Linked DNA regions of Homo sapiens: all the other regions are linked to region 3. Evidence: chromatin contacts called from ENCODE Hi-C or POLR2A ChIA-PET data. All regions are on one chromosome and are shown on one strand. Each heading gives the region's core, a stretch centred on a gene start or an enhancer-like site at or near the end of the contact. The rest is flanking DNA. Distances are from core to core; before and after follow the strand shown.

Region 1 (4,179 bases), core at 1,243-3,742, 600 kb after region 3:
CTGATTTAGGGAAGGGGCCTGTGACTTTGTATATTTAACAAACACTCAAGGTTATTCTGTTACAGGAAAGTCTGGGAGACACAGATAGGTTTCAAAATGAGGAAATAGAGGCCCAGATAGAGGGAATGTCTTGCTCAAGGTGGAACTGGTCAGTCAGGCAGAACTGGGAATAACATCTAGATTTCCCAACTCTGTTAGGCCAATGAAAGTTTTTTGCACAGCACAAAGATCACTTATGAAATTTAAGTTCAAGATACAACAAGACACAAAACATAAAAGCAGATGCCAGGCCAGACATCTATTAGGAGCACCAGATGTACCTGGGACGAACTGGTTACTGTGACTGATCACTAAACTCAGCAACCAAGGGCTCTGGCAGCCAAGTCTGCAGCAGAAATGGGTTGGGTTATTCCATTCCATTCATGGGGTCCAATAAAGTGATGCATAATAATTTCATTTGATAAGAAAAGTTTTTTCCTTTAACAAATTTTAAAATCTTCCAAACCCTCAGCTTCCTATTATGATAATTACAAGAGAATACGAAAAATAAGGATGGAAAAAAAATGGTAAAAGGAGAGATCTATCCTGTCCCAGTGAGAATGATTTCTTCAGTATAATTTATCTCCTGTGGGTAGTCTGGAGTCTCCACCCTCTCATAGGCCCTCAATGACTATGTGTTTGAAGGGCCTTCAGGATAGACTTCTTGAAAACAGATCTTTCTCTGATAGTGCCTAACATTCTTCACAGTGTGGGCCATGAGGCCTGAAAAGGACAAGCACGGTGAGACCCATGGCGAGTTGTAGGACCCTCTGGGCCTTTGTGGCCCACCTGGGAAGGGGAATGTATTAGTCTGTTCTCATGCTGCTAATAAAGACATGCCCATACTGGGTAATTTATAAAAAAAAGAAGTTTAATAGACTCATAGTTCCACATGGCTGGAGGCCTCACAATCATGGAGGAAGGCGAGGAGCAAAGGCACGTCTTACATGGCAGCAGGCAAGAGGGAATGAGAGCCAAGCGAAAACGGTTTCCCCTTATAAAACCATCAGATCTCATGAGACTTATTCACTACCATGAGAGCAATATGGGGGAAACTGCCCCCATGATTCAATTATCTCCCACCGGGTCCCTCCCACAACACGTGGGAATTATGGAAGCTACAATTCAAGATGAGATTTGGGTAGGGACACAGCCAAACCATATCAGGGAATAATAAAGCCATAACCTCCTGAAGGGGGTGGGTGTGATGCCCTCCTGAGCCCCTGCAGCTAGAGCATCTGTGACGCACTGCCCAGCTAGTCTGGGCAGGAGCAATGTGTTGGAGTTTGTGCACATGTGTGTGTGCTGGGCGTGCGATGAGCACCCTGCCACACATGTGGGAGCTCAGATGCCACACTCTTCCAGAGCTGTGCCACAGTTTGACTGATCTGTGACTGCAACCGCTCCAGCAAAGCTGGACTCTTGGGGAAAGAATTTTCTCTTCCCAAGCTTGCTGTGTGGGCCCGTGGGGAGACACACAATTGCCTTTGTCATTTGTTCTTCCTGTGTGGGGACAAAAGCCCTTTCACTTGCTGTGGAATGTACAAGAAGTTCTGTGCCGAAGGGCTGCCAGGCGCTGGCCTGGAATCCGACAAACAAGGAGGAGTTGGGGAGATGGCCGTTTCAGCCTGAGGCCCCCCACCTCCTGGTCCTGCCATGCATCTGTGTGGTCGGGGACTGCCAAGAGGGTCCCCACCGTCTGCTTCTTCACCACTGTGTGCACCTGCATCACTGCCACAACCCTGTCTTAATCATGGCCTGAGACACTGCAGCCTGCCACAGGCGGGCACTGTGCCAGGCATGGGTTTTGTCAACTCATTCAACCCTCCCAACGAATGCTGTTATTCCCACTTTGCAGCAGAGGGAACTGACCTTCAGAAGGGAGGGTCTGGGAGGACAGTGCTGAGACTGAAACAGAGGGGCTGGGACATGGTAGGAGGAACAGGACACCACAACCCCTCACCCTGCACTCACAGCTCTAGGGCAGAATGGAGCCTCAACCCTGGGTGTTTATGCTGTGAGCTGAAGTTTAAGCAAAACAAAAATAGAGAACTTAGGTGGGGTTGGGGTGGGGGTAGAACCCGCCAACACGAAACGTCATCGTGGTACAAGTGGCCTTTTCTCATTGCTATTTACATCCCCGGGTGTTTCTATCAGCCCAGAGCCAGAGACTCACCACAGAGCAACCTGTTGCCAGAATGCTGTGGGGGCTGCGCTATTTTAGGAGCAAAGTTTTCCCAGGTGGCTATATTGTCTGCATTTTTCTCACCAGGGTAGGACAATTCATAGAGCCACTAAAGCCAACCACAGTGTTGAACTCTGCTCTAATTTTAAAATGTAAATGAGCAAGCACCAATGGGAAGTGGCCAGGAGCAGACCAGGGCAATCAGCTCCCAGGGGAGCCCCAAGCGTCAACTCCCAGGTAGGGGGTAAGGGTGAGGCCTGCTGGGTGGGGAGTGGACTAATACAGAGGGCTGGGAAAGAAATGTGTGTGTCTAAAAGCAATTTGCATTAGGCCTTTCAGAGCCCAAGTCTGTGGGTTGGCTTGCACAATCTTGCAATCTTACAAGCAAGAGAGGAAGAAAGGAGAGAGGGGAGCCAGGGGAGAAGGGTGTGGGGATCAGACAGGCTTTTGTATGTGATCTTGTTTAAGCAAGACTCTTATCAAAGAGTAATCCTAAACTTTGCGCTTTCTTATCACCCAGCTCCCTGGGGAATGGGTAGGTGACTTTTGAGTTCCACAAGGGAGGATTAATTGCCTGTTAGAGATCAGAGCTCCAAGTAAGCAGATAAGGTTGATAGAGGTGGGTGGGGTGTGGTGGTTTACTTATGTCCCGTGGAGATGTTCTTTGCTCTTATTATCTAGATTCACGTTTTCTGTGCACAAGCCGAACACTGAGGGCTGAGGAGAAAGCTGCCGTCTAGTGAACAGAGCAGCATTGGAGGGTGTGCCTGCTCTGTGCCCCATGCTGCAGATGCTGAGCAGGGGTTGGGATATCAAAGAATGAAGGAATGAGCCATGCTGCACTGTTCAAGAAGGTCCAGTTCTGTGGTGGTTGTGTGAATACAGGACATTCTTTTCTTTCTTTTTTCTTTTTTTTAGACTGGGTCTCATTCTGTCACCCAGGCTAGAGCGCAGTGGCAAGATCCTCAGGCTTCCATAACAACTGTGAAAGTACTGACTGAGTAGTTAAGTTAAATATTAAAAGCTGAAAGGGCCAGTGCCCTTATACAAAGACTGGAATGTAACAAAAGCCCACCAAGAGTTTTGCCTAGGCCTTTCCTGGGCCTTAAAGCGTGACAAAATAATGGAGGAATTCTTAACAGGATCCATTTAGGATTAAACAAATTTTATTGGGGGTCTGAAGAGACTCCCCAGGCCTCCACAGACAAGTTTATTGGGGTCCTGAAGGAACTCCCCAAACGTCTGTGATTTAGCAGGAGACAAGAGTAATCAGCTGGGCACAGTGGCTCATGCCTGTAATCCCAGCACTTTGGGAGGCTGAGGCGGGTGGATCATCTGGGTGGATCACCTGAGGTCAGGAGTTTGAGACCAGCCTGGCCAACATGGTGAAACCCCGTCTCTACTAAAAATACAAAAACTAACTGGGCGTGCTGGTGCACACCTGTAGTCCCAGCTACTCGGCAGGCTGAGGTGGGAGGATCACCTAAGCCTGGAAGGTCAAGACTGCAGTGAGCTGTGATCGTGCCACTGCACTCCAACCTGAGTGACAGCAAGACACGGTCTCCAAAAATAAAAAATGAAAAAAAAAATTTAAAAAGTTTAGTGAGGAAAGAGTGTAACAATTGTTGTGTATCAGTTCTCCACATGTCTCCAAAATTTGGCTCCAGAATTCTGACTTTCAGTTGAGGCTAGAAGGTGGCAGGATAAGCCGGGCATGGTGGCTCACACCTGTAATCCCAGCACTTTGGGAGGCCGAGGTGGGTGGATCATGAGGTCACGAGTTCGAGACCAGCCCGGCCAAGATGGTGAAACACCGTCTCTACTAAAAACACAAAAATTAGCTCGGCATGGTGGCATGTGCCTGTAATCTCAGCTACTCAGGAGGCTGAGGCAGGAGAATCGCTTGAACCCGGGAGGCGGAGGTTGCAGTGAGCCGAGATCGTGCCATTGCACTC
Region 2 (4,571 bases), core at 249-2,748, 570 kb after region 3:
GTGAAATTTGTGGAAAGTGGTCTGGGTGGAAACCCTCCTCTAAATCCCATCTGAGATCTCAAAGGACACTGGTTCTCAGAAGAGCCTAGAAGACAGAGATGGGGCAAGGAGGGGTCTCACAGCTGCCCAACACCAGCCAGCACATAATTTGGGCCAAGATTTGGTTAACTGTGGATTGGGACAAGGTGAAAGAAAACATGGCTCACAAAGGAAGTCCAATGGCACCCATGAGGCAAATGTACGCTGGGCTCAGTTACAGATATGGGGAGGAGCAAGTTTGGAAGTCGCAACTGTCACCATCAGGGAGAGCTGGGGCCACAGCTGGGAGACAGGACCTCTAGTCAGAGCTGCTGGTGCTTCAGGGATGGAAGACTCAGACGCTACAGGCTTGACCTGCCTTCAAGGTATGAATGATGGCAGGTATGCTGAGAAGTTTACTTGCCTCCTGCAATGTTTTCCCTACCTGCTCACAGATGCCTGACATTCCTTTTAACAGGGAACAGGCCTTGTATTACAGAGCAAAAGAGCAAGCTTAAAATGGCCATTGGAGGAGAGACTCATATCTGAGAAAGACAGCAAGAGGGGGAGAATGGTGTGTGTGTGTGTGTGTGTGTGTGTTTGTCTAGGATGGTATAATTTTGCTCAAGGCCATGGAAATAAGAAAATTTGGAGGCTGGGCACGGTGGCTCACAGCTGTAATCCCAGTACTTTGGGAGGCTGAGGCAGGCGGATCATTTGAGGTCAGGAGTTTGAGACCAGCCTGGCCAACATGGTGAAACCCCGTCTCTACTAAAAATACAAAAATTAGCCAGGCATGGTAGTGCATGCCTGTAATCCCAGTTACTTGGAAGGCTGAGGCAGGAGAATCACTTGAACCTGGGAGATGGAGGTTACAGTGAGCCGAGATTGAGCTATTACATTCCAGACTGGGTGACAGAGCTAGACTCCATCTCAAAAAAAAAAAAAAAAAAAAAAGAAAGAAAATTTGGGGTCCTGTTGGTGGGGTGGGAGGAGGGACAGCATCAGGAAGAATAGCTAATGGATGCTGGGTTTAATACCTAGGTGATGGGTTGACCTGTGCAGCAAACCACCATGGCACACGTTTACCTATGTAACAAACCTGCACATCCTGCACATGTACCCTCGAACTTAAAATAAATACTGATTAAAAAAGTAAAAAGAAAATTTGCTTTCTCCCCCACATATAGCAGTAGCAGCAGCATTTCAGAATGGCTTTAACTTCTCCCAGCTTTAAGAAGCTGAGGAAAGCAAGGCCTTTCTTCCAGGCAAGAATATGAAAAGGGGGGGGGGGGTTGTTGCTTTGAGGGAAGTTACGCTTATTTTTTTTTTGTCTTTTGTTTTTTTTTTTCCTTTTTCTGGAGAACGGGGTCTCGCTATATTGCCCAGGCAGGTCTCGAACTCCTGGGCTCAAGCTATCCTCCCGCCTCTTAGCCTCCCTGAGAGCTGGGATTACAGGCGTGAGCCACCGCGCCCGGCCTCTTATTCTCGATTGAAATTCTTTCATAGATCTCAAATTGTCGCTCTGAAATGCAGTACTTCCCTCTGCTGGCCATAGGGTTATATAGCTCATCAAAAACAAGGATGACTCCCAAGTCGTCTCCCTCATCTAAGACTAAGGAATTGACTCAGGACATGAGGTGGGAGATAAATCAAATATAGGATGATTTTCCAACCCTCACACCCCCTCAGAAAACATCCTTGAGTGTCTTTTGGCTCTGAATTTAAATAGGTTTATCTAGCTTCTCCAGCCTGTGCTTAGCCAATTAGGTCACATTGGCATGAATGTGCAAAGAACAATGGCTTGGAGCCCCACCCACCCAATTGCAGGACCTTGGCCCCCTCCCAAAACCTCCCTCAGAGATCCTGGAATACTTTCAGGGGGCGGAGGCTCATGATTTGGGGTTTGGGGCCTCACAGAGAGTCCACCATGTTCTTCTTGCTGGCTTCTGTCCCTACACCATCTCTTGGTTAAAAAGCCCCTCAAGGTCTCAAGCCGGGCGCAGTGGCTCATGCCTGTAATCTCAACACTTTGGGAGGCCGAGGTGGGCGGATCACCTGAGGTCAGGAGTTTCGAGACCTCCCTGAGCAACATAGTGAAACCCCATCTCTACCAAAAATGCAAAAATTAGCTGGGCATGGTGGCACATGCCTGTAATCGCAGCTACTTGAGAGGCTGAGGCAGGAGAATCGTTTAAACCTGGGAGGCGGAGATTGCAGTGAGCCGAGACAGCACCACTGCACTCCAGCCTGGGTGACACAGCAAGATTCCATCTCAACAACAGCAACAAAAGCCCTTGAAAGAAATTTCCCGCTGCTCTATTGTCCTGCCTGAGCCAGAGTCTGCTAATTCTCGAGTCTGCCTCGGTTGCAGTCCTGCTAGTGCCAGTTTCTGTGCAGATGTAGGAAAAAGGGCTCCACAAGAGAGGTGGAATTTATTCTGATGTATTTGTATGACCAAATAACAAGTTACATGCTCTCCATTGCATGGTGGTGTGTTTTGGTTAAAAAGCTACCATATCCTAGCAGGGTGGTGGTGATGTGTACCTGTAGTCCCAGCCACTCAGGAGGCTGAGGGAGGAGGATTGCTTGAGCCCAGGAGTTTGAGATCAGTCTGGAAAACATAGTGAGACCCCATCTTTAAAAAAAAAAAAAAAAGCTACCTTGCTTAGGGGGCTTTTTTCATTCTTGTGAAACTGAATTTCCACAAATTGATTCTGAAATCAGAGTGAATACTCTACTAGTATTTTCTATTTCTTTAAGATGTTTTATTTATTTATTTGAGACAGAGTCTCTCTGTCGCCAGGCTGGAGTGCAGTGGTGTGATCTCGGTTCACTGCAACCTCCGACTCCCTGGTTCAAGCGATTCTCCTGCCTCAGCCTCCCGAGTAGCTGGGACTACAGGCACGCGCCACCACGCCCAGCTGATTTTTGTATTTTTAGCAGAGATGGGGGTTTCACCGTGTTAGCCAGGATGTTCTTGATCTCCTGACCTTGTGACCCGCCCACCTCAGCCTCCCAAAGTGCTGGGATTACAGATGCGAGCCACCGTGCCCAGCCAAGATGTTTTATTCAAATTCTACTTTGATTTTATTTGAGGCCTTCAAAACCTTCCATAATGAAGGCTGGATATATCCCTTAGGATGAGAAATAGAGCCTAAAGGAGATGTTCTCAACATGACTCTCCAGTAAACAGTGGTAGTAAGTACTAGGGTCAAACCTCACCTTGGGGAGAAAAAGGGTGTTTATAGGTTTATGGGCCTTTCTCAAAGGCACACTGAAAAACACGAAACACAGGTCTCATTGTAGAGGCTGAGAAGTGGGAGCATATCCAGTTTTTAAAAGCAAATAAAATACAAGTTATTACTTGTGACACAAACAAGCCGGAACCCCAAGACCCAGAGGTGCTTCTTGGCATCTGGAAGAAGCTGATGCGGTGGCAGTGCTCTGAGTCAGGGGATGCTCAAGGATTACTCCGTAGGCCTTCAGTGATGTGTTTAGTGCTGCAGCGGGAAACTTCACCTCTCTTTTAACCCCAGTCTAAGGCCTCAGCTCAGCTCTGATAGGAGCTACTGGAAGCAAGTGACTTCGCAGAGGACCTAAACTGTAAGAAGTTCGCATTGAAAGCTGGAGCCAAGGTCGGTTTCGTGGGTGTGCATCAGGCATAGACAGGGCCTCGTGCTCAGAAGAGCTCTGTTCAAAAGGGTCCTGCACTGGGGGGCTAATGTTCTATGACACTGTCTTAGAATTCTTTTCTGTTTTTTTGAGGTGGGAGGTCTCGCTATGCTTCCCAGGCTGGACTCAAATTCCTGGGCTCAAGTGATTCCCCCGCCTCAGCCTCCTGAGTAGCTGGGACTACAGGTAAGTGCCACTGCACCCACCTTGTCTTGAAATTCTTAATAATTTTTTCGTTGCATTTACACTTTGCAAGTGAAGTCCAATGGGACAATGCAGCATGCACTGAGGGCTTGGAGTCTTGGCCCATGCGTGGTCTGCCTCTCCCTGCTTCCCTGGAACAATTCTCAGCTGCCTGTTCCCCGCTTCCTGGTTCCCCAGGCCCCACCTGACTTCCCCTTCCTTGCTGACCTCTGCCTGCTGTAAGGGCCTAGCTGTGGGCACAGGGAGAATTGGGGTTGAGCTGGTGTGCCCTATGGCATTTTGGGGAGAGGCAGGGTGGCAGCCATCCTTGCCCTGGGCTGGCAGCGCCATGGTGCCTTTGATGAGCAGCAGCAGGACTGGCCTCTCAGCCATCCCCTAGCCAGGTGCTGAGACTGCTTTGGAATGGAGATTTAATCCCCTGGAGGTCTCCCAGCAGCCATGGGTTGGGGCAGCAGGCCTGTGGGAAGGGAAGATTGACGGCCTCACCTCATCCTTGCCCCTGGGCAGATATGGCATGTCAGTCTGGTGGTCTAGCCAGAGGAAGACTCCTGGAGCTGGTGAACTGTGCATGGATATGCAGTCACGGGCAGCCCACCTCCTACTCCTCACCCTCCCTGTGCCTGTGAGGGTCTGCACTCACCCTGTAAGTATCCCTGTGCCCAAGGAAGCATAGC
Region 3 (4,340 bases), core at 1,841-4,340:
GTTTTGTCACCTCCCTTCTTTGGAGTTTAGTTTCCTAGTCTGTTGAATACAGAAATGAGATTTAATGATCTCCAAGGTCCGTCCTGACAACTCTTAAGTTCCACAATTGAGTTTGAACACTTTTACACAAAGATGACTTCAACATTTAATCCCTGAAATAAACTAAACATATGTAGAAACCAGTAATGTAGGGATAGGATAATATTTTTTAATATCTCCCAATAGGTGTTCCATTATTGTTAAACTGGGTTCTCTCTTGAGCACTTCATCAGCTATCACGGCTCCAAGAAAGGGAGCAGAAGAAATGCCAAATCTCAAAAATGAAGAGGATACGGTACAGAAGGAAAGTTCCTGACAAATGGGAAGGAGAAAAATCCATTCCTTAAAAACCCTGGGGCATGATGGAAAGAAGAAAAGGGTACAAGGAAGAGGTTAATCAGACTCAGTGTGCTTACTTTCCATCCCCTCTCAGGGTGGAAACTAGAATTGAGGGTATGTAGTTGACATATGCACAGAGACATAGGGAAATCCAAGAAAGTTGGAGATAGTGGTTTGCGTCCCTGGACATGTCTGTGAAACACTAAGACGTCTAGGAGTTCTACTTTCAGCCTGCCAGCATGTTCAATATGACATAAGGAGAAAAATGCAACATTGTTGGATAGTGGCTCAACAACTAGTAAGCCCAAAGCAAGGCTCCTGGCTCATCAAGGCCTACACGTGGTATTCGGGGAATCCAGAAGTACCCATGTGTCTCAGTGAGAACCATGAGGATCAAGGGACCTGTGGAGACTCGGGGTCAGTACAAAGAGGTTATAGTGTATGGGGCAAATGGCTCATGTATGGATTTCAGCAAAAGAAATCAGCCTCAAAAGTACAGAAATGACCAGTTTTATGAGTAATAAATGATAAACGACAGTGGCTGCCATCAGACAATACTAGCCACTCCACGCCAGAAGACAACATAAGGACTGGCATTAGTGGCTTAGATGCCCTTGTAAACCTCCCTATTCCTCAGGGATGCTACCACCCTACCAGTTACTCTGTGAATTTGAAAAAGGTGCTTCCTTTCTCAAGACACTTTACTACCATCTATCAGGAAATTGTCATAATATACTAATTTTGCTAAAACAAGGCATTTTACTGCCATATGTCAGAGAATTGTTGCAATAAACTTAGAAATCTAGGGTATGTAAAAGATACCCCTTATACCACATATAACAACCCTAAACCCCGCCCCTCCCATTAATATATTAGAAGGAGAGTTGGGGAAATAAAAGGTGAAAGCAGTTATGTTTTTTAAAAAATTGAGATGATGTGGGGACTTGAAGTTAAAATTACAGAAAATAAACAAGCTACATTTTCTTTACATCTGAATTAATGTAAGTAAAACTTCCACTCTGCCACACCAAAATACAAACTCTTTATGCCCAATATTTTCCTTTTATTAGTATTTCCCATAACACCTTATATACATATTAATGCATACACGGAAGGAGCCAAAAAGTACTTGTCAAATAAAAAAGTAAATTTTTAGAAAAATCAGAAATGATGGACACACTTATATGTATAACGTAATTTTCCTGTACTTTTACTTTTCCCCTATGTTTATTTGAACAAACCTAAAATTGTACCCATTTGCACCTAGCTAACCACCATAAAAATTTGGAGTTCTCCAGCTGTTTTGTAACAGCTGTCCTCCTCAAATATTTTTTTGAGAAACAAACATAGACCTACGTTTCTCTATTTTTCTGGACTAAAGAGAGATCATCTCAAAATCACAGAACTCTTAAAAATTGAAAACAGGATCATGTAGTCTAAAATAAGTTCTTATTTAAACTTGGGAGGTGAGGGGGGCGGGGCTGACATCTAGAAAGGTGAAGTACTTTGCCTGTAGTCACACACCAAGTCTGGGACTCAACACACAGGCTCGCCTCTTTGCGTCTCTCCCTCCTTCCAAAATACATTTTCCTCCCTCTCAAAAGCTTTATCACGCTTTGTAGTTGCTTAATTATCTATGTCAAACCTAGAGAGCAACTGATGACACTCAGAGACATCGCCCAAAGTTCTGAAAACCAGATAATCAGATAAACTGCCAGTTTTACCACATCCAAAAAATGCACAACAAAAGAGAGAAGGGGGAGAATCGAGAATACATTTTCAGCCGCAAGGCAATAAAAACACGTTTCCCTTGGAGAGAGATTATGTTGGGGGCATCAGGTATAAAGGTAATTCCTGTTGAGGGTTTTTCTTTTCCTTGCAGTTTGTGGGACCTAAAAAAAAAAAATTAAAAATTAAATCACATAAACAATCACAACATCAACACATTTACTTCTCTCCTCTCACATATTATTTTCCCACACATTGTATACACTTCTTCAAAGAACAAATCAAATTGGCCAAAGGTCAAAGCCTTTTCAAGGTTTAGATGATATACGATTAGGCACCGACTCCAAACTTCGCTTACCAAGCCCAAAGCTCGGAGACGGAAATCTTCAGGGTTTGCAAATACCCTCAGCTTGGCTAAAGGGCACGAAATCTCTAGCGCTCCCTACAGCTCAGATTTTGAACCCACCTACCACAGAAAACCCGAGTTACCAAAGATTGGCTCCCTCGTTCCACTTTTTTTTCAGCTCAAAAAAATCGGGTGAAGGTTGGGGTAGGGGGGAAGCTGAAACGGCGAACCGAAGGATTAATCACTTCTCCCCATTACATCAGCAACCCCCGCCCTTTCCTCCGAGCACCTCCTCTCCCAGAATCGTCGCTACGCACTGGCGCTCTCTTCGCCCACCCCCTGCTCTATTATTTGCCCTGATACCTCCCCATTATCACCCGCCCCGCCACACTCCCCCTTTCCTCTTTCCCCCTCCTAGGCGGGGGAGGGAGGAAACCCGAGAGAGGAAACAGGGCGTTGAAGGGACTTCGCGATAAGAGCGGAGGCCCCATTGGCCGGAAGGTTGTACGGGCGCCTTAGATTGGCCGCCTGGACGGAATCCCCGCCCCTCCTTTCCCCGCCCACCCACCCCTCCCCCCGCCGCCCCGCGGCCCTCCCCCGCGCCCCCGGCCAGCCCCGCGGCGGGGAGGGACCGACTGGGCGAGTGGAGGCTCCGGCGGTGTCAATGGCTCCTCCTGCCACGGAGCAGCAGCAGAAGCAGCGGCGACAGGGCTGACGAGGAGGAGGAGGAAAGGTTCCTTTAAGGAGGAGGAAGGACGACGCCTCTTTTTCCCCCTATCTCCTCCCTTCACACTCATTTCCCCTTCGCCGAGGAGAGAAGGGGGGGAGGAGAGAGAAGAGACCGAAGAAAGAGAGAAAAATTCCTCACAGAAATCTCTTTCAGGGGGTGTGGGGGGGAGGAAGAGGGAAAAAAAAGAGCCGGGCGCCCCCTGCTCCCTCCCTCCCTTCTCTCCCTCTCTTTTTCTCCCTTCCTCACCCGCCCGCCCACTCCCCCCGCTGCCGGAGACGCCGCTCGCGAGTCGGCGGGACCGGGATCTGTCTCTTCAGCCGCCGCCGCCGCCGCCGCCGCGCTTCGCCTCGGGATCCCCAAGCGGCGGACGCCCTTTCTTTCTTTCTCTCGGTCTGCCCGTCTTTCTGCCTTCGTCCCTCGCGGCCGCCCCGCCCGGCGGCTTCGGCCTTCCCCGTGCGTCAGGCCCTCCCGGCCGGCCTCGCTCGGTCTCCGTCTGTCTACCCGGGCCTTTCTCCGGACTCGGGGTCCCGCTCGCCCCCTCCGCCCTCAGCGTCTCCCCTTCCCCTCGCCCCCTCTCCTTCCTCCCCCCTCTCCCACTCTCCCCACCCCTTTCTCCTGCCCCGAAGCTCGCTGTGCGTGTGCGTGTGTGTGTCCCTCCGCCAACGCCGCCACCTCAGCCCGGCAAATGAACTCCGTCCGAGCCGCCAACCGGAGACCCAGGCGAGTGTCGCGGCCGCGCCCGGTGCAGCAACAGCAGCAGCAGCCCCCGCAGCAGCCGCCGCCGCAGCCGCCCCAGCAGCAGCCGCCCCAGCAGCAGCCTCCGCCGCCGCCGCAGCAGCAGCAGCAGCAGCAGCCTCCGCCGCCGCCACCGCCGCCTCCGCCGCTGCCTCAGGAGCGGAACAACGTCGGCGAGCGGGGTAAGGCCGCGCTACCTCCCAACCGCCCGCCTTCCCGGGCACCGCGGGAAGGGAGGCCGGGGCGGGCGGGCGGGCGGGCGGGCGGGGGCGGCCTGCGCGCCCTGGGGGTGGGAGACCCAAGCTGAGCGGAGGCGGGTCCCCCGGTGCCGCAGTGTCAGCCCGGGCCGGGCCCGGCCGGCAGGAAAAGCCGCGGCTTCCCTTCTCGCCTGGGCTCTCGCTCAGGCCGCGCTTTGTTTGGTTT

What was found. A loop is a pair of places that touch in the nucleus more often than their neighbours do. ChIA-PET counts read pairs that join two places held with the same protein, here RNA polymerase II (POLR2A). Pooled maps may share reads with other maps.
Region 1: a map with no recorded cell type shows a loop between it and region 3 (14-fold over the local background). The contact joins the enhancer-like site here to the promoter of FBXO11 in region 3. A Hi-C loop is called at or near these places in 5 of 37 single-sample maps with no recorded cell type and 4 of 50 pooled maps.
Region 2: a loop to region 3 is called in a pooled map, with 5 times the contacts of the local background. The contact joins the promoter of BCYRN1 here to the promoter of FBXO11 in region 3. A Hi-C loop is called at or near these places in 1 of 37 single-sample maps with no recorded cell type and 4 of 50 pooled maps. POLR2A ChIA-PET finds 5 or more read pairs at or near these places in 3 of 52 experiments (BJ, OCI-LY7 and WTC11).

The regions. Positions count from the first base shown.
Region 1 is chr2:47,308,649-47,312,827 of GRCh38, reverse strand. All of the region lies in intron 3 of EPCAM-DT (EPCAM divergent transcript), which reads left to right. Among named protein-coding and RNA genes, the nearest start is that of BCYRN1, 25 kb to the left of the region's middle. RefSeq lists enhancers at 1,707-1,776, 3,037-3,226. Within about 2 kb of position 2,492, at least 26 of the 41 ENCODE cell types and tissues checked have a DNase peak (open chromatin) inside an H3K27ac peak, as active enhancers do.
Region 2 is chr2:47,332,242-47,336,812 of GRCh38, reverse strand. It overlaps BCYRN1 (brain cytoplasmic RNA 1), which reads right to left and starts at 1,498. Exons shown (of 1, transcript NR_001568.1): 1 at 1,299-1,498. It overlaps EPCAM-DT (EPCAM divergent transcript), which reads left to right. Exons shown (of 5, transcript NR_110208.1): 2 at 3,787-3,879; 3 at 4,405-4,540. RefSeq lists an enhancer at 51-140 and a silencer at 2,018-2,067.
Region 3 is chr2:47,905,248-47,909,587 of GRCh38, reverse strand. It overlaps FBXO11 (F-box protein 11), which reads left to right and starts at 3,090. Exons shown (of 23, transcript NM_001190274.2): 1 at 3,090-4,099. The coding sequence starts at 3,868. It overlaps LOC100506235 (a long non-coding RNA gene), which reads right to left and starts at 4,038. Exons shown (of 2, transcript NR_187636.1): 1 at 3,789-4,038; 2 at 1,421-2,270. RefSeq lists an enhancer at 2,144-2,928 and silencers at 2,998-3,097, 3,588-3,777, 4,138-4,257, 4,268-4,317.